Linked DNA regions of Homo sapiens: regions 2 and 3 are each linked to region 1. Evidence: chromatin loops called from intact Hi-C (ENCODE). Cell type or tissue: natural killer cell. All regions are shown on one strand. Each heading gives the region's core, and the rest is flanking DNA. Links, peaks and the distances in the headings are about the cores only. Region 1 overlaps PIP4K2A (phosphatidylinositol-5-phosphate 4-kinase type 2 alpha). Region 2 overlaps PIP4K2A (phosphatidylinositol-5-phosphate 4-kinase type 2 alpha). Region 3 overlaps PIP4K2A (phosphatidylinositol-5-phosphate 4-kinase type 2 alpha).

Region 1 (5,816 bases), core at 564-5,563:
ATTACAGGTGTGAGCCACCGTATTCTCAGCCTCTATGAATGAATATTGAGAGTGATGAGGGGGTTTTGAGGTTTAATAAAAATGGAAAAGGTTCAAAAGATAGATAACACTTCCATACTACTTTTTATGCACCAGGCTTTGTTCTAAAAACTTTATAACTAACTCATTTAATCGTTAAGTACTATTATTACCTCCCAGTTTCCAAATGCAGACCAAGAGGTTGAATAACTGTCCCAAGGTCACACAGGTAATGAACACGGAGCTGGACCGGGAGGGCTCTTAGCTGTGTAAGGTGGCTGAGGCTCGTGAGACCCCGGCTAAAGCTGTAGCTGTAAATCTACAGTCTCCCTGGTTCAGGGCTGACCTCCAGCAGCTGGTGTGTGTAGGAATCCTTGGAGTTAACACCCGCTGGTGTTACGAGTTTGTGCTCAGCATTCTCTGGGTCAACTGGGAGAATCCACCAGGATTCTCATTCAGGTCTCTTTGTGTCAACATCTGCCTACAACAGCGCATCGTGCTAGAGAACAGAGGTTCCTAGCCCAGGCATTCACAGACCCAGTTAAATGTTCCTCCACTGAAATGCAGCAGTGTGCCCTTTTCCCAGTGCTTCCCCCCAGAAATTCAGTTAATAGGTATAATTTTCTCTACTGCAAAATTTTAACCCATTAATGCTTTCTAAACCTTTGATATCACCTGCAGCTTGGCAGTACTCGAATCTAATAGATAAACTTTGGTATGACTTGTGGGTTTGTACATGTTTATATCCTCAGGAGTTTTAGGTATTCATCAAGGAGCCCCATAAGTGAGCCATACGTTTGAGAACAACTGTGTGTAGACTTGCTGATAAAGTAGACAGACTTTTTTTTTCTTTTTTGTTTTTTTTTTGAGATGGCGTCTTGCTCTGTCACCTAGGCTGGAGTACAGTGGCACGATCTCGGCTCACTGAAACCTCCGCCTCCTGGGTTCAAGTAGTTCTTCTGCCTCAGCCTCCCGAGTAGCTGGGATTACGGGTGTGCACCACCACACCCAGCTAATTGTTGTATTTTTAGTAGAGATGGGGTATCACCATCTTGGCCAGGCTGATCTTGGACTCCTGACCTCGTGATCCACCTGCCTTGGCCTCCAAAAGTGCTGGGATTACAGGCGTGAGCCACCGCGCCTGGCAAAGTAGACAGATTTGATCTGTCTCTTTTCAGTGTAATAATTTAGCTAATGTTTAAGGTAGGGGAGGTATAGAATGTAATCTGTATGGGTGTTTTTTCCTAAGGGGGGACAACTAGTCAATGATTTGCTGTATAATATTCAAAAGATTTCTTGACCATATTTGTAGCATGAATAATGGTTCTTTGTCGCTGTGAGACATAGCTTTCTGTGGCTCTGCACAGCAACTTGAATCAGAGAGGAATGGCGGGATTCTGTAAAGGTAGTTCGTGATGGGAGCTCAGTGAGGGGTTGAGCAGCAAAACCAAAATCGGTGTGTCCCCTGGGGCAGGGACTGTGTCTTGTGGGCCTCAAAAATAACTGCCTCGGAGCAGACCCCACTCAGTACATGTCTGTATGTCAGTTGGGAGCACAAAACAGGTGTAACATTAAAATTTCTTAACAGAGTTTTGAATGAAAATAATCATTATCATCTTCAGTATAGTATAGTACACAGCACCGTGTGAAGTATTTTGACATACTCTTACCTGTAACCCTCAAAACAACCTTCAAGGTAGGAATTAGGCTCTTTTTCTGGAAAATGAAGCTAAACTGTGGAGTGATTTGGTAACTTGCCCAAGATCTCACAGCTCGTAAATGGAGGCGCCAGGACACACACACACACCTTTCTGGCTCGCAAACCTACGTTCTCTCTACTGCACGTGGAGACTAGACTTCCTCAGTCTCCATGTTTGAAGGCCCATCCAACCACCTTTCTACAGAGGCCAAGAACCCCTTTTCATTTCTCTAGATCAGATGTGAGAAATTTTCTTTTCACCCAGTGGCTATTTACTGCCTGTTTTGCATTAGCAAAACTCAATTTATTATATTTTGAAAGGAAATAGAAAATGTTTCACTCATCTAATTTCAAATAACAAGGTGAAACTCTACTCAGGAATTACATGAGATTAAAATTTATAGCTCAGTTATTGTCAATAAGAAAAAAGAAAGGGAAGAGGCATCTTTAAAACTTGCCAAAACTCTAGATGGCAAAAATCAGAATCAAGTACCAATGCTGTTTATCTTTAATGATCAAAACCAAAGACTTTTTCATTCTTAAGGTGGTTAAATATTATCAGAATTGATTATTAACAGTATTTACAACTAAGAAGTTTGAAAGGACATTTTAATTACTTTTGTATTTTTTATAAAATGCTCATTGTAAAAAAAAAAAAAAACAGAAAATGAAAAATTCAAGCAGTATAGTAGAAAAGGATCAGAATTCCCTCCAATTGCATCATTAGCATCTCTGAATATGCCCAACATGTATGGTGTTTACAGTAATGGAATCTCACCATTTATGCTGTTTATTATCCTGGAGATTGCACACGTGTCAGTGGACATAGAGCTTTTTTGAAATATTACTTCCCCATGATTTTAAAGGAAGGAAAACCTAAGCTTCCTTTGGGAAGTGCAGAGGGACCCGTTTTATGAAAATCTGCTCTCAGGGAGAAGTGGCTCCATCTTGTGGCCCTCTGGAGTTTGGTCATGAAAAACAGCCAAGGTCGTGTTGTGTTTTTTTTGCAACTCTCCTCGGAAATGGTGTCAACCCTGGGCTTGTCCAGTTAACTTGGTGGAAACCAGCAGGGACAAGGCAGTCCCCATCTGCCGGCAGAGCAGGAGCGAGGGTGCTATGGTCACAGGGGTTGCCCCCTTCTCCCCTGCTCTCTTGAGAAGCTTAGCTCTGCCCTCCCAGCTTCTAACACTGGGCTCCCCACAATTTCCTCTTTCATCTCGACTTCAACACTGTTAGAGAAGCTATTTTAGCAGCCAGGTTGCTCTGCCTCAGCCTTGTAGTCAGGGCTTTGGGGGTAGAAGACAGAGGCGCTAGGTGGAGTGTAATATCCCTTAAAAGGAATTTGAGAAAGATAGTCACATGTCCTCTTGCCTTACACGATCATATCCAAGGTTTGACCATACAAATTCCATTTGGAATGTTGGAAAAAAATCTGTTTGGAGATAAAATTGAATTTTCTTTTCTGTGTAGAGATGGTGAACACAGATGTGATTGGTAAGCAGTACAAATGTGGTCATTTTCTGTAAATAAGACCCTAATGGCTGGAGGTTTTCACTTTGTATGAACACCATAGGCGTATGTATTTTACATCTAAGGAAGCAATCTTTTGATTGGATGTTTTTTTCCTTTTTCTTTCTCTCCTATGCAGTACATAGTGGAATGTCATGGGATCACCCTTCTTCCCCAGTTCTTGGGCATGTACCGGCTTAATGTTGATGGAGTTGAAATATATGTGATAGTTACAAGAAATGTATTCAGCCACCGTTTGTCTGTGTATAGGAAATACGACTTAAAGGTGAGACTGATTTTATGAATTTTTGTAAAGTAACTCAAGCTTACTCTTCTACATTGTAAATGTTGTCATTGATCATCAGAAATGCTTAGGAGCCGCTCAGCACTTAAAGCTACCAGACAAGTAGCAGTGTATTCCTTCCTGTGAGGCAATAAGTGCTTGCTGGCCTCACCAAAAAACACTGGCACATGTTAGAGATATCACATCTACTTAAATATTCAGCCAACTGCATACCAGGCACTGTTCTAGATGCTGGAAGTGATGGGATGAACAAACCAAACCTGCACTCGGGGAGCTGACATTCTGGTGGGTAAAGACAGGCAGTAAGTAAAAGTGATAAGTTAGTCATAGAGCATACCCAGAAGTGGTAAGTGCTATAGACAGAATTAAAGAGGGGGAGGGTTTTAAATAGTCCTGTCAGGGAAGGTTCCCCTGAGAAAGATGACATTGGAGCAGACTTGAAGGAGATGAGGAAATGAGCTGAGGAAGAATATTGCTGGCAGAGGGAACTGTAAGTACAGAGACCATTTCAAAGGCTTGGAGATAAAGGGGGGCCCCTGGAAATTCTGAGAGTGGAGTGACATAATCTGGCTTCTGGTATCACCAATTCAGGGGAGAATGTTCAAGTTAGGGGTTGGAAAACTATGACTTTCCTGAATTCCAAATCCTACTTGAGGGACTTTTTTTTCTTTTCTTTTCTTTTTTTTTTGAGAAAGAGTCTTCCTCTGTTGCTCAGTCTGGAGCGCAGTGGCTCAATCTTGGCTCATGGCAACCTCTGCCCCACTGGCTCAAGCAGTCCTCCCACGTAGCTGGGACCACAGGCACGCACCACCATGCTCAGCTAATTTTTTGTATTTTTTGGTGGAGACAGGATTTCACCATGTTGCCCAGGCTGATCTTGAACTCCTGAGCTCAAGCAATCCACCCACCTTGGCCTTCCAAAGTGCTGGGATTATAGGCATGAACCACCGCGGCTGGCTGGGCCAATTTTATAAATACATTTTTATTGGAATACCACGATGCCCCTTGTTTCTGTATTGTCTGTTACTGCTTTTGCACTGTAATGGCAGAGTTTGGTAGTTACCGCAGAGACCATTTGGGACCACAAAGCCTAAAACGTTTACCCACTGACTGTTTGCAGAAAAGTTTGCCAAACTCTGGTCTCTGACATTTGGTTCTCAAGTTTTTTGGTCTCAACGCTTTCACGCTCTTACAAGAGGACACTCGAAAGCTTTTGCAGATGTGAGTTGTGTCTGTGGATATTTACAGTATTAAAAATTAATATAAGAAATATTAGAATATGTAGTTTCTTTAAAAATGAGAAAAACATTACATGTTAACATTTTTATGAAAAATAACTATTTTCCAAAAGCAAAAACATGAATGAGACAAGTAGCATTGTTTTACATTTTTGCAAATCTCCGTAATGTCTTGACTTAATGTGAGATAGTTGGAATGTCCTGTCTGATTCCGCTGTCAGTCTGTGTGGTGTTATGCCGCTGAAGTATGTGAAGAAAATCTGAACTCACACAATAATGAAGTTTGGAAAGTTGTTAAAGCATGTTTTAACAACTTTTTTGGATAATTGTAGATATTCTTCTTTGATACTACACCAAAGCTTGACAAGAGGTAATTTCTCAAAGCTTAGTTACATTATGAAATCTGAAATCATATCAATGAACTTTTTGTACTCTTCATCGAAATCCATTGATTGGTTTGCATGCATTGTTTGAATGTGTGATTTTGCCAAGGCATGCACTTGCCATTTGGAACACATTGGTTCACTGAGTTATTTGACTCTTCCAAATATTGACACATTTCATTATACAGTATCAAAAAGTCATAACAGTGTTACCACCAATGTCATCAGAAAAGTCTTTTACATATTGGGAAGCGGTCAGGCCCAGGATGGTGGATATAAGTTTTTTAAAAATCAGTTTTTTACTTGGAATCTCAAATTTTATCACTGGCCACAAGCCCTGTCAGTTGTTTTCTGTGAAATGACCACATGTAGCAAGCACCCCAGCATACAGGGGAGCCTAGCAGCTTCATTCATTTTGTAGCAAACATCAGTCACATGCCCAGATCTAAATAAACATAGACTGTCAGTTGTTCTTTCAAGTAAAAGTGTTGTTTCATGAAAAAGATGGCCAGTTCAACTCATAACTCAAACCGTCACGAAAACAGTTCTTAAGAAATCATTCCTTCTTTATAAACAGAAGTGCTTTATGTATATTTCCTGCACAGAATATTGAAAAGACGTGTACTCCTGGGTCTAGATTTGATACATTTAATGTTATGCTTTCA
Region 2 (5,816 bases), core at 300-5,299, 56 kb before region 1:
GGGAGGCTATTGGGGTGGTTAGCAGATACCCGATGTATACTAAGCCTTAAATAAAAGTTAGCCTTAGTGATGTATTGTTATGGGCCATTTTTTGAAATGATGAATGTTGAGGATGAAAAGGGGCCATACAAATAGAAAACCAAAGAATATAAAACAAAATATGAAACTCAACCGCTTCCTACAAGTAAGATATTTTTTTCTTTTGATTGGAAATTATCCATCAAATTTGATAATGTAAGAGAGTCAAGAATATATTATGTCCTATTTCCCCCTACCTTTTTTCCCCATAATTTTTATTTCAAAATAAGCTCTAGAGATTCTTAGCTGGTTCAGCAGGTCATGGAGTAAAATTAAAAAATAACAATGAAGGGGCACTGAGCTAGGTGCCAGGGATATGAGTGTGCCTGGTGGCCTACACCGGAGGTCATGCTTCTTGCACATGGAATAGAGCAGATGACATTGCTTATCCCAGTGGGGTGTGAGAGAAATACTCCAATTAATTGTATGTAAGGTGCATTTTGTGGCATAAAAATGACAAATCCAGCTAACACCAACTTGTCAACTTTAGTAAGGATGGTGCAGATTATTAGGGAGAAAAACAATGTTGTACATACTATACTAAAAATACCATTTTAATGTTTGTTTTTATTTTCATTTTGAAACAATTTCAGACATAAAAATGTAGCAAAAATAATACAAAGAACTCCCATATGGCCTTCACCCAGATGCTAACATCTTATATAACAAATAGTACAGTTATGAATATGAGGAAACTAACACTGATACAAGATGACTGCGTAATAATAGAAAGCTCTTATTTACATTTCCGCACTCATTCCACTTTTGTTTTCTTTCTTGTCCAGGATCACCTGATGCATTTGGTTGTCATGTCTCTTAGTCTCCTTTAATCTGGACTATTTCCTGTCTTTGTCTATCATGACCTTTACACTTTTCATGAAGACTGGTTATTTTGTAGAATGGCTCTCACCGAGAGCTTGCTTCCTAATGATTACATTCATTATGCAGTTTTCACGAGAATACCAGAGCGTTAGTGTTGTGTCCATCTCAGCGCACGTATCAGAAGGCGCGTGATGTCCACTGATCTCATCACTGAAGCTGTTGACTCTGGTCAGTTGGTTACGGTGATGTCAGTGTCAGCTCTCTCCACTGTTAAGTCACTGTTGTTTCCCTTTGTTCTTAAGTATGTTGTGGGAGATACTTAGAGATTGTGTAAATATCCTGTTTCTCAGCATACTTTTGCTCAAAAAAATTGAACATTTATTGCTGATTCTTAATGTGTAACAGTTATTACTGTGGTATTTGCAAATTGCTGATTTTTTAATTTTCATTATTCCTTCTACATAGTTGAAATTGTACTGTAAGGAAGAGTTTCCTCTTCTTCCATAGAACGTGAAATCATAGATTCTTATTCTATGGCTACTGTATTAGTCTGCTTAGACCCACCACCAAAATGCCATCAGTTGGACGGCTTAAATAACAGATACTTATTATCTCCCAGTTCTGGAAGCTGGAAAGTTCAAGATCAGGGTTCTGACAGGGTTCGGTTTCTGGTGAGGGGTCTCTTTCTGGCCTGCAGATGACCACCTTCTGCCCCTGTCCTCACATGGTGGGCCTGGGCTGGGGATGGGGGCATTGAGCTCTTTGGTGTCTGTACTTAAAAGGACATTAATTCCATCAGATCAGGGCCCACCCTGATGAACTCATTTAGCCTTAAATACCTCCTAAGGGCCCCATCTCCAAACAAAGTCACACTCGAGGTTAGGGTTGCATTGTAGGAATTTGGGGGAGACAAAAACATTGAGCCCATGACAGTTACAGTCTGTTATTATCACTATTTACAAAAAGGTTATTAAAAAATATTTGGAAGAGGGATTATTGCTAAAGCAAAGAAACTCTGTATTGACCATCAATACAAAGTAAAACTGAACGTCGTATCCTGTGGTGTGTTAGTATACCGTGTGTGGCCTGTTGTGCTGCTTTCTGGGCAGGGTGCATGACTTGGCTCCTGATCGCGAGAAGCTGTCATTTTAGTTCCTACCTACTCTCTTGTCCCTGTTGCCATGTTCCTGTCCATTAGTATTTAGTCTTGTAAGAAGAATAAGAGAATTGATGTGTCAAACCTTGCCTGAGTCTGCTGGCTTAATTGGGTGGATGATGATGGAAGGTGAGAGGACCCAGAACCCAAGTATGTTGTAGTAATTGATAGATGGTGAGTCATCCCTGCAATTTGCATATCCTGTCCCAGCTTTAGAGGACTGTTGGGGATTTTGAAACCAAAACTTAACAGAATATGAATTCTGCTGTTGCTCAAGTTTTTGAGTTTGTTACCCTTTGTGGCTCATTCTGAAGTTTTGCTGATAATCATATATTTGCTAATGTCTAAAAACAGAACGGTTGGGTCACTGCTGTAAGGCAGATAAATACAGCAGTTCTAGAACCTGCTGACTTGGTGGATTCACATCTACAAGGGAAAGCAGTTTTCGTTGTAAAAATCCCCATTTCATGTATAAGAAAGATGATTCCTATCTAGTCATGTTTTTAACAGTCATCTAGTAATTCTGTATTTTAACATCTAAGTAGCTACTTATATTCTGAATAGCTACAAAGCAGAGCACTTGAAACAATCTTTAAAACATAGGGCTAGAGGAAAAAATATAAACCACATGATTAAACTGTTATGGTGATCATCAGGGACAGTGTAAATCATTATGGAAATTAGGTGGAGGAAATGGCATTGTATCATTACCAGCTTCATATCAAACAAAAAGGCTGTTTGATATGAAACCCCAGCCCTCCAAATAACTGGGACCACAAGTGCATGCCACCATACCTGGCTTTTTTTTTTTTTTTGTAGTCATGAAGTCGCCCTGTGTTTCACAGGCTGGTGTTAAAACTCCTGACCTTAAGCGTCTTCCCTCCTTGGCCTTCCCAACATGCTGGGATTACAAGCATGAGCTACTGCGCCTGGCCTTGGGTGTGCTTTTGGAGTCAGATGGAAACTTCTTGAGAAATACAGAGAGCATCTTGTAGCTAGTCCAGTCAACCAAAGACATTTTTGGAGAACATCTAATACCGCTTCCTTTTGTCATCTAGTGAAAGTAAAATATCTTTTTTTCTTAATCCTGTTTTGAAGACATCTTATAGAAAGGAGGGCTCCCCTGCTCACTCCTTCTTTAGAATTGAACACTTTTATTATCACATGTATCATGTATCTACATGTGCTAATAAAAACAAAAACTACAGCAAAGACTGGGTTGTCTTTGGTTGGAATAGGAAATATATTTCCTCTAGAGTGTTAAAAAGGGTAAGAGAAAACTAGTGAAACTGATTTAGCTAATTTAGTCAACAAGTTAGGAAAATGACATTTCCTAAAGTTCTGATGGGGTTAGCTCTACCTCCTCAGTGGAAATAGTAAACCACCTGGAATTTTACTTTTAGTATATGTCATTATTTGTATTTTAAATTTATCTTCAGTGTTGTTTATATATTACTTTAAAGTCACTCTTGATTTTTTTAATTATAATACAGAACTTTGTTTTCTTTTAAAAGGACAACTTATTTTATAGTTAGCATAGATTGCTTTCCTCGAAATAAAAATTGTCATTCCATTCTAGCATCCTCTGCCAATTGCAGTATGACTCGAGGTATGACTGCAGTTGTCTTAGAATCATAGGTCTAGTGAGTGCTTTAGGCTTCCACATTTTTGAAAAGAATGCAAGTATGGTGGACCTTTAACCACATAAAAGTAAAATATTAAATGAAGCATGCTTTTAATAGCCATCCTGTCATTTTTAAGGTTTCAATAGTGTATGTTTAGAGGCAGTGAATTTAAAAGTGTTTGTATATTAAAGCTTAATAATCCTTAAGCATTATTAAGTTTCTGGTAAATTGTTCTGTTTGATGGGCTGTCAACAAATCATGTGGAAATAAGAGAGAAAATTGTTGTTTTGGATTTTTTTAGCAAGGAGAGTTATGTAAACCAAAAACAAAATTCTGAGGTCCCCAAACCATCTGAACGGACCCCTCCTGTAGGCCAAGGGTGTTCCAAAGTTAACCTGAAAAACGTGTTCAGGCCATGATGGAAGAGGGGGTTGGACATGCCTCATTCTACCATTTTCCCTTTTGGAATTCAGGAGAAGCCAACCAGCATTAACCTCAACACAGATCTTAAGTCTGATAAGAAGCATTTACAGTCTGTTCTTTCTGAAGCTTGCTACCTGAAGGCTTCATCTGCATGATATACCCTTGGTTTCCAAAACCCCTTATCCTAACTCAGACATTGCTTTCTATAGAATAACTCTTTGAACCAGTTGCCAATCAGAAAATTTTTCAATCTACCTATGACCTGGAAGGCCTGCCTTCCCCTGCTTCAAGATGTCCTAACCAATGTGAATCTTACGTGTATCTGATATCTCATGTCTCCCTAAAATGTGTGAAACTAGGCTCTGCCCCAGCCTCCTTGGGCACATGTTCTTAAGATTTCCTGAAGGCTCTGTCATGAGCCGTTGGTCACTCATATTTGGCTCACAATAAACCTCTTCACATTACAGAGTTTGACTCTTCGTTGACGTTACTGTTTCCTGAGTATACAGCAACAATTTAAAGCATTTAGGGTACAATTTTTTCTGTGATTTTTGAGACTTTTTCTAACGATCAAGATTCATACTATAAAAAGGACTTAAATAATGGATATGAACATTTATAAGTTTGAGATGCTGTGCACATTTACAAAAACAAACAACTTCTTCAAAAATTGCTTGGCTGGTGGAATTAGTCTGTGGAGAATATTTTATTGAATTTATTTTATGCCAGTAAAATAATCTTTTAGTAAGTCATCTTGTGTTTAATCAGTCTAAACTTTGGTAACTTGGTAAACAGAAACTTAATCATTGGCATTGTAGCTTTTGGGTTTCTGAGAGATCATTATGAATATCAGGATTTTTCTTTGCTAGATATAATAGTAAAATCACTTTAAAAGTTTATAACCCAGGGAATGAGTTTAAAATTTGGTCAACAACTGTTTCTTGTAGTTGGTTCCTGGGATGTACCAAGTGTGCAAAAATGAATAGATCTAGTCCCCACCCTTAAGGTAGCTGTAATATTGTAGGGAATAATGACAACCATAGGCCAACTTTTCTCTCATTAGGAAAAATTGTGTTTTATCCTGTTGTGACAGCTAATGCTTATATTCTTACATTCTCCCTAGACTGTCTTTACATAAGAAATTACTAGAGTCCTCAAATAAAGAATATCATGGGGATTCTTAAATTTGACAGTAAAAGACCTTGCACACAGGCAAAGCCCTTGCATGGTGAGGTGGCAGCAATGAAAGCACAATGTGTCATGTATCCCAGCAGGTTTGTACAAAGCCACAGCCAGTGGCTTTCCTTATCTTTTTTTTTTTTTTTTTTTTTTTTTTTTTTTTTTTTTTTTATTACATATTAGCTTTTGGTTAAACAAATGCAGGTCTATTTTCAGTATTTCTTTCACATTCTTGATGAGCAGGGAAAGGCAATGTATTAGAGTTTATGTAAAAGAGATATTTGTGAGAAAATATTAAAGAAACTAATACGCTATTTAAGATCTGTATTATTCACCTAATAACCTTTGAGAGATCACTTAGGGCAATCTATGCTGTTCCTAGGAATATGTGTGTGATGCTGGGTGGTTTGGTGGGAGAGACTGTGAGAGTTAAATACTCACAGTCTGCATTTTATCTTGATGAAAACTGTTAGCCTCAAATGATTCAGAAGAATTTTTAGAGGTTTCCAGGTTTAAAATGTAGTGAGAACTGC
Region 3 (5,816 bases), core at 248-5,247, 72 kb before region 1:
ACATGTTTCAGGGCTCCTCCTGCAAAATCAGAGATAGTATGAAATGACAGGAAGAGTGTTTTCCAGTCTGAGGAAAATACTTGGAAAAGGCAAAATATTCATTATCTGTAACAAGTGGTTAAAGATTTTCAAAGACATTCATAAAAATTGAAGAATAATAATGAAGTTGTCCCATGGAAGAAATATTCTTCAGATTACTTTTCCTCTTCTTTGATACTGTAATAACCAGAGGGCCATTTAATGTCAGCTAATAAAGGAGTCACAGAGTAACTACTAAGCAGACTTAAGGAATTAACTCTCCCCACACCGTCCTTAATTGAGTTTTTTGGTTGTCTGAATATTTTCTGTACATATTCTCACTCATTATTTGGTACTTTTTTTTTCTTTTTACTTAGCATATTTTAAGATACAACCTTTGCAGGAAAGAAGAGAGAAAACTGTATATTTAAACAGAGTGAATTTTGTGTTAACTCTGAAAGGACAGAGACTGGAAGGAAGATAAGTCAGGGCTTGAATATTCCAGGAAGGCTTTGAGGAGGAAGGAAATAAAGTCTGAACAGCCTTGAAGAATGGGTAGACGTAGGAAAGGATTCAGGAAGGTCTTTAGATAACAAAAGTAGAGATCCAGTGGCTGAGATGTTGTCGATGTTTTATTTTTATCTTCTAAATGCTTTTCTTGGAAGATCTTATTTCTTTTCACACATTGTTTTTCTTTTGTTTTTCCCAGCTCTCTGCTTCCAGGGCTAATGGTGAGTTTTCTGCCGTGTAAAATCCCAAAGGGTCGCTTGCATGTACTTGTTGCCAGTAGCCTGTTTTCATTGGGTCATTTACTGTGGTTTAATATGCCACTTCCCCAGTGGACCTGATGTGAAGAAAGTCCCCACAATCCTGTCTTCTGTGACCTTTCTGAGGCCTTTTCCTTGTTACTTGGAACAAAGATGTGATAGCTGATTGGGAGGAGAGTGTTTCATGTCATCTATCACACCAGTCACTTTGTTTTTCCATGTTGTTGAATGCAGATTGAGTTACTGTTGTGGCCTATGTTATTGTTGTCCATGTTGTGTAGATCTCATGACTCTCTGATGGTGTTTAAGATGGGATGCCTCTGCCATCAAATCCCAGGAGAGCCTGTTTTTCTCCACCTCGGTCCTTTCACTTTCTTATCTGCTTCCCTGCCTCCTCCTCTGGTCCCACAAGCCTTTCACAAAATAGTTAACATATTTGCTTTAAGACAGAGCTTGAAAACACACGCACACGCGCGTGCACACACACACACACATACACACACACACACAGTATTTAGAGACTAGATACTGAATTGTCTGATGAGACTTAGAATTTGATTCTCCTACCCTGTATCTTGCTACCAAAAATGGCACATGGGCACACATACACACTTTTAATAGGCAACTTAAAGCCCATGAAATAATGAGAGTAATAATAATAGTAGTTACGAAGCCTTGCATTTCCTATTCTGCTTTGGCCAGAGAGCAATAAAGCCTCATTTAAAAAGCAGCTTTCCATCTTTCTTTGAAAAAACTTTGTAGTAGAAGTAAACAATTCTGTTTGTTTCAGTGAGAGAAAACACCCATGGATCAGCCAGGTTGACAGCCTAGTCAGCTTGCATCCTGGTTTGTTTTTTTTTGTTTTGTTTTGTTTTGTTTTGTTTTTTGTTTTGTTTTGTCTTGAAGAGTTTTTGCTGAAGGAAGCATTAGAGTTCTACTTAATATGCATACAATAGAAAGTAGTAATTAAGGAAAAGGATATATCAGCCAACCTATCTTAAGAAGGATCTAACTAGATAAACTTTGTCTTTAAGACAGTCCTGACTCTCAGACTCCACAGGTGGGTGCAAACAACAGTGCTCCCCACTGGAGATCCTGGGGCCCACTTTGGCTTGCCTTCAGAAAGGGAAGACAAAGTGTCCCTCCCAAGTTACAAACGCAGGTTGTATACTGTGGCTTTTACTCTCTGATAACCAAATTAGCCTTCTAAACAACTATTCTCAGCAGAAGTAAGGGTGGTCTTGATTTTTGTGTTTTTTTTGCCATCCATACTAGTCTGCTTCCTGTCTTTTCAGAGAGCAAGGCTGTTTGTAAGAAAAATGTGTGAACTGAAAACCACCACTACCACCTATTAGATGAGTACAAGATAACCAGAAACCAAATACGAAATGAGCTGTCAGAGCTGTTGATAAGCTCTCTTGTGTGAAAGGAAAGAATAAAAATGCAGCAAAAGGCCATGAGAATTATTTTTAAAAGTAAGACTATAGACAAAAGTCCAAGGAAATCTTAATCTCCCTTTCTCTATTCCTCTTGTCTCATTCTCCAGCCAACTTTAGGGACAAGCAATGTCTTCATCGAGAGGCACATCACATCCCCAAAGGTGGGTTCTTGGTGACCAAAGTACCTGCCTACAGAAAGCAGAGAAGCCTGTTTTCTTCCTTGTGTCTGTAGGAAAGTTGTCTTTCAGATGTAGTCTTCTTTGTTCATCTGTTACTGTGCACTGCCAGGCTGACCCCTTTTCTCAGGCAGATTGATCATGAAATTAAAAATGGTTTACCTGAGTTAATTATATTATTAGGCTGGGCACAGTGGCGCACACCTATAATCCCAGCACTTTGGGACGCCAAGATCGGTGGATCTCTTGAGCCCAGGAGTTCCAGACCAGCCTGGGCAACATAGGGAGACCCCGTCTCTACAAAAAATAAAAAAATTAATACAAATAAATAAGTAGATTAGCTGGTGTGTTGGCTCGTACCTGTAGTCCCAGCTACTCAGGAGGCTGAGGTGGGAGGATCAACTGAGTCCAGGAGGTCCAGGCTGCAATGAGCCCTGAGCTGAGATCTCACCAGCTTGGAGTGTAGACCCTGTCTGAGTCCCTGAGTGAGACCCTGTCTCAGAAAAAAAAAAAAAAATTAAGTACTATCTTCATGTTTTTCAAGACATTTTCCACTTGTTACTTTAACAAAGTTTACAGTATTCTACTTGTTTTCATTCCTTCAAAACTAATCTTTTTCTTTCTTTTCTTTTCTTTTCTTTTTTTTTTTTTTTTAAAGAAATAGAATCTTTCTCTGTTACCCAGAACTGGAGCACAGTGGTGCAATCGTATCTCATTGCAACCTGAAACTCCCAGGCTCAAGTGATGCTTCCATCTCAGCCTCCCGAGTAGCTGGGACTACAGGTCCTGCCACCATGGCTGGCTAATTTTTAAAATGTTTTGTAGAGACAGGGTCTCACTATGTTGCTCAAGCTGGTCTGAAACTCCTGGGCTCAGGTAATCCCCTCACCTCAGCCTCCCAAAGTGCTGGGATTATGGGCGTGAGCCATCGTGGCTGGCCCTAATTCATTTTTAATAACTAACCAGACACACTAGTGGTGTTATACGTGAGCATTAATATTTTTTTGTCATCGTCACCCATTTAAAAAAATTGCGTTTTCAAAATGAGTTGCTTCAACCTAGTGTGGAGAATCAAAATTTTAAAAGATCAAAATTTTGGTATTTTAAAAGTCAATTCTGACCAATTATAGTGATTTGGTTCTACCTGATAGTTTAATATTTCTTTGCTCTTTTAGTAAGTCCCCAGCATAGGGGGAAGGGGGTAGGCAGTAAGTCTTAGAAAACTGTCTTGCGAATTTACTGACTCTTATGGATTGGGAATTTCTAGGAGTATCTGGAAATTAACCGAAGCAGTTCTTTTTCTTCTCCAGTTAGGGCAAGTTGCCATGAAACAAATAATGGTGACTTGGTTGGTTCATTTAGTTCATTTATTTATTGAATATTTATGGCCTGTCCACTAATTACCTGGCACAAGTGTAGGTCCTAGAAGATACACACTAGGGAAAAAATAGACACACAGACTAGATCCCTACTGTCCTGTCTTACATTCTAGGAGGCGGAGAGAAAATGTTAAAAATGAACAAAGTAAGTTGTCAGGTCAGGTGCTACCAAGTGCTAGGGAAGGAGATTAGAGTGGTGGGTGCCATCTGGATAGGGTGGTGAGGGGAGCCCCATCTGCTAAGGTGGCATTTGAGAGGAGACTTGAGGTGAGAGACTGGGAAGTGAGGTGGGGACCGAAGCCTGACGGACTAGCCATGGGCAAACCAGGCAGGAGTTTAGCCAAGGTGAGGACTTGTAGAGGAGTTGGGCAGGGATGTGAAATAATTAGCTTGATGTTCTGCATAGGATGCCCTGGGCTGCAAGGTGTGGAACTGATAAGCCAAGACCTCCCAGGAGGCTTTGCCGCCATCTGCAGAATCATGCTGATGGCTTTGAAGAGAGAGGCAGTGGTGGAGAGAAGTGGCTGATTTGGGGCATGTTTTGAATAAAGAGCCCACAGATTTGCTGAAGACTTGACTGCAGGGTGAGAGGGGAGTCAGAGTCAACTCCGGGAGTTTGGGCCCAAGCTACTCTGTGCATGGAGGTGCTACTCTGTGCGTGGAGGTCCCACTGGCTGAGAGAGGGAGGGGTGAGCAGGAGCTGGTTGCAGGCCAGGGGAGAACAGGACTTCATATTTACGTGTTGTTTAGTTTTGGGGATGCTTGTTAGAGATCCAGCTGGGGATGGTGATTAGCAGGAGTTTAGAATTCAGTGGAGAGATTAGGGCTAGAAATGTTTTAAAAACTGAGAGCCATTGCACTGCAGATGGTGGGGCAGGCTGGGTTCTGGAGGATGATAAACCCTCCAAGGGAAGGGGAAGTGGCCAGGAGCCTTCCAAGAGGCAGAGGCGTGGTGTAATGTGATGGTAGGTGCTTCAGAGGGGATGACCGCTTCAGGGAGGAGGAGGGAATGGGGGTGTGGGATTGGTCAGGAGGAGCACAAGGCACCTACCCCATCTTCTGGTTCTGTGGTTCCTGCGCAGAAGAAAAAAATACTTGAGGGGGGCTGCAAGGGAAGTGTGGTCCTTGGGGACAATCAGAATTTGGCTGGCATGAAAAGATAAAGGTTCAGCGTTAGGTTAATTTTTGCTGATGAGAAATTATGACTCTTGGAGAGCCCCATGGAGGGATTTGGGGGCCTGGGATGGCAAAGGTTCAGGTCAACTGGGTCAGGTTAGGCAATCTTTGGAGGGGAATGGAGCGAGCTGGTGGCTAGAATTCTTGTAACATCTGAATTAAACAGGGATGGAAGGCCTGGTGGGATTAATCTGCCTTCCTAAGACAGATCTAAGGGTGAGCAAACTTTTTCTGCAAAAAGACAGTAAGTATTTTAGGCACTGTATTTAGGCCATACAGTTTCTGTCAGTGACTCAAACTTCTATCATAGCACGAACACAGCCATAGATAACACAAATCAATGGGCCTGGCTCTGTTCCAATAAAACGTTATTGACAAAAGCAGCCAGCGGCCAGATTTGCCCATAGGATGTAGTCTGGCAAACTGTAGACAAGGGAGTTAGTAATTGGTGAGAGAGGGATGAGGAGATGGGTGGGAAGAAGGGGCCCGAGACTTGGAGTTGGGAAAACTGGAGCTCCAGGAGCCAAGTCCTCAGTCTGTCCCCATCCTGATGAGGTGTCCATCACCCACAGGGAGAACTAGGTGTTTCCACTCCTCCTCCTTGGTGCTGGAGCCTTTTGAAAATTGCTTAATGAAATAGGCAGGTAATCCCAGGTCTCATATTCAGGAGCGTGATGAGCTTCTCCTCATCTCCACAGCAGACAGACTAGAGGAAAGAGACTTAAGATGTAATCAGAGATGTTTACATTGACAAAAGAAAACTTCTTGGCAGGAATGAAGCTAAAATACATGAATTACTATCTAGGAAGGTCTGAAGATTGTTGGAGGTTAGAATGAACAAGACCAATTTCCTTCTCTTAC

What was found. Peaks named below come from ENCODE experiments on the same cell type or tissue, not always from the same donor. Only the 100,000 strongest peaks of a DNase experiment are listed, where the experiment ranks them.
Region 2: a loop joins it to region 1, with 2.6 times the contacts of the local background. A loop is called at or near these places in 2 of 110 quality-filtered maps.
Region 3: a loop joins it to region 1, with 2.8 times the contacts of the local background. A loop is called at or near these places in 3 of 110 quality-filtered maps.

Annotation. Positions count from the first base shown.
Region 1 is chr10:22,571,007-22,576,822 of GRCh38, reverse strand. PIP4K2A (phosphatidylinositol-5-phosphate 4-kinase type 2 alpha) reads left to right here. Exons shown (of 10, transcript NM_005028.5): 5 at 3,366-3,512. Among named protein-coding and RNA genes, the nearest start is that of LINC03027, 140 kb to the right of the region's middle. In natural killer cell, for the core only: CTCF peaks have their summits at 2,440 and 2,645 (motif pointing left); DNase peaks (open chromatin) are centred at 2,692 and 2,902; H3K27ac peaks cover 2,050 bases.
Region 2 is chr10:22,627,230-22,633,045 of GRCh38, reverse strand. All of the region lies in intron 1 of PIP4K2A (phosphatidylinositol-5-phosphate 4-kinase type 2 alpha), which reads left to right. Among named protein-coding and RNA genes, the nearest start is that of PIP4K2A, 84 kb to the left of the region's middle. In natural killer cell, for the core only: no CTCF peak of the experiment used is centred there; DNase peaks (open chromatin) are centred at 857, 2,225 and 2,895; H3K4me3 peaks cover 866 bases; H3K27ac peaks cover 5,000 bases.
Region 3 is chr10:22,642,788-22,648,603 of GRCh38, reverse strand. The region is part of intron 1 of PIP4K2A (phosphatidylinositol-5-phosphate 4-kinase type 2 alpha); the gene reads left to right. Among named protein-coding and RNA genes, the nearest start is that of PIP4K2A, 69 kb to the left of the region's middle. In natural killer cell, for the core only: no CTCF peak of the experiment used is centred there; DNase peaks (open chromatin) are centred at 1,253 and 2,123; H3K27ac peaks cover 5,000 bases.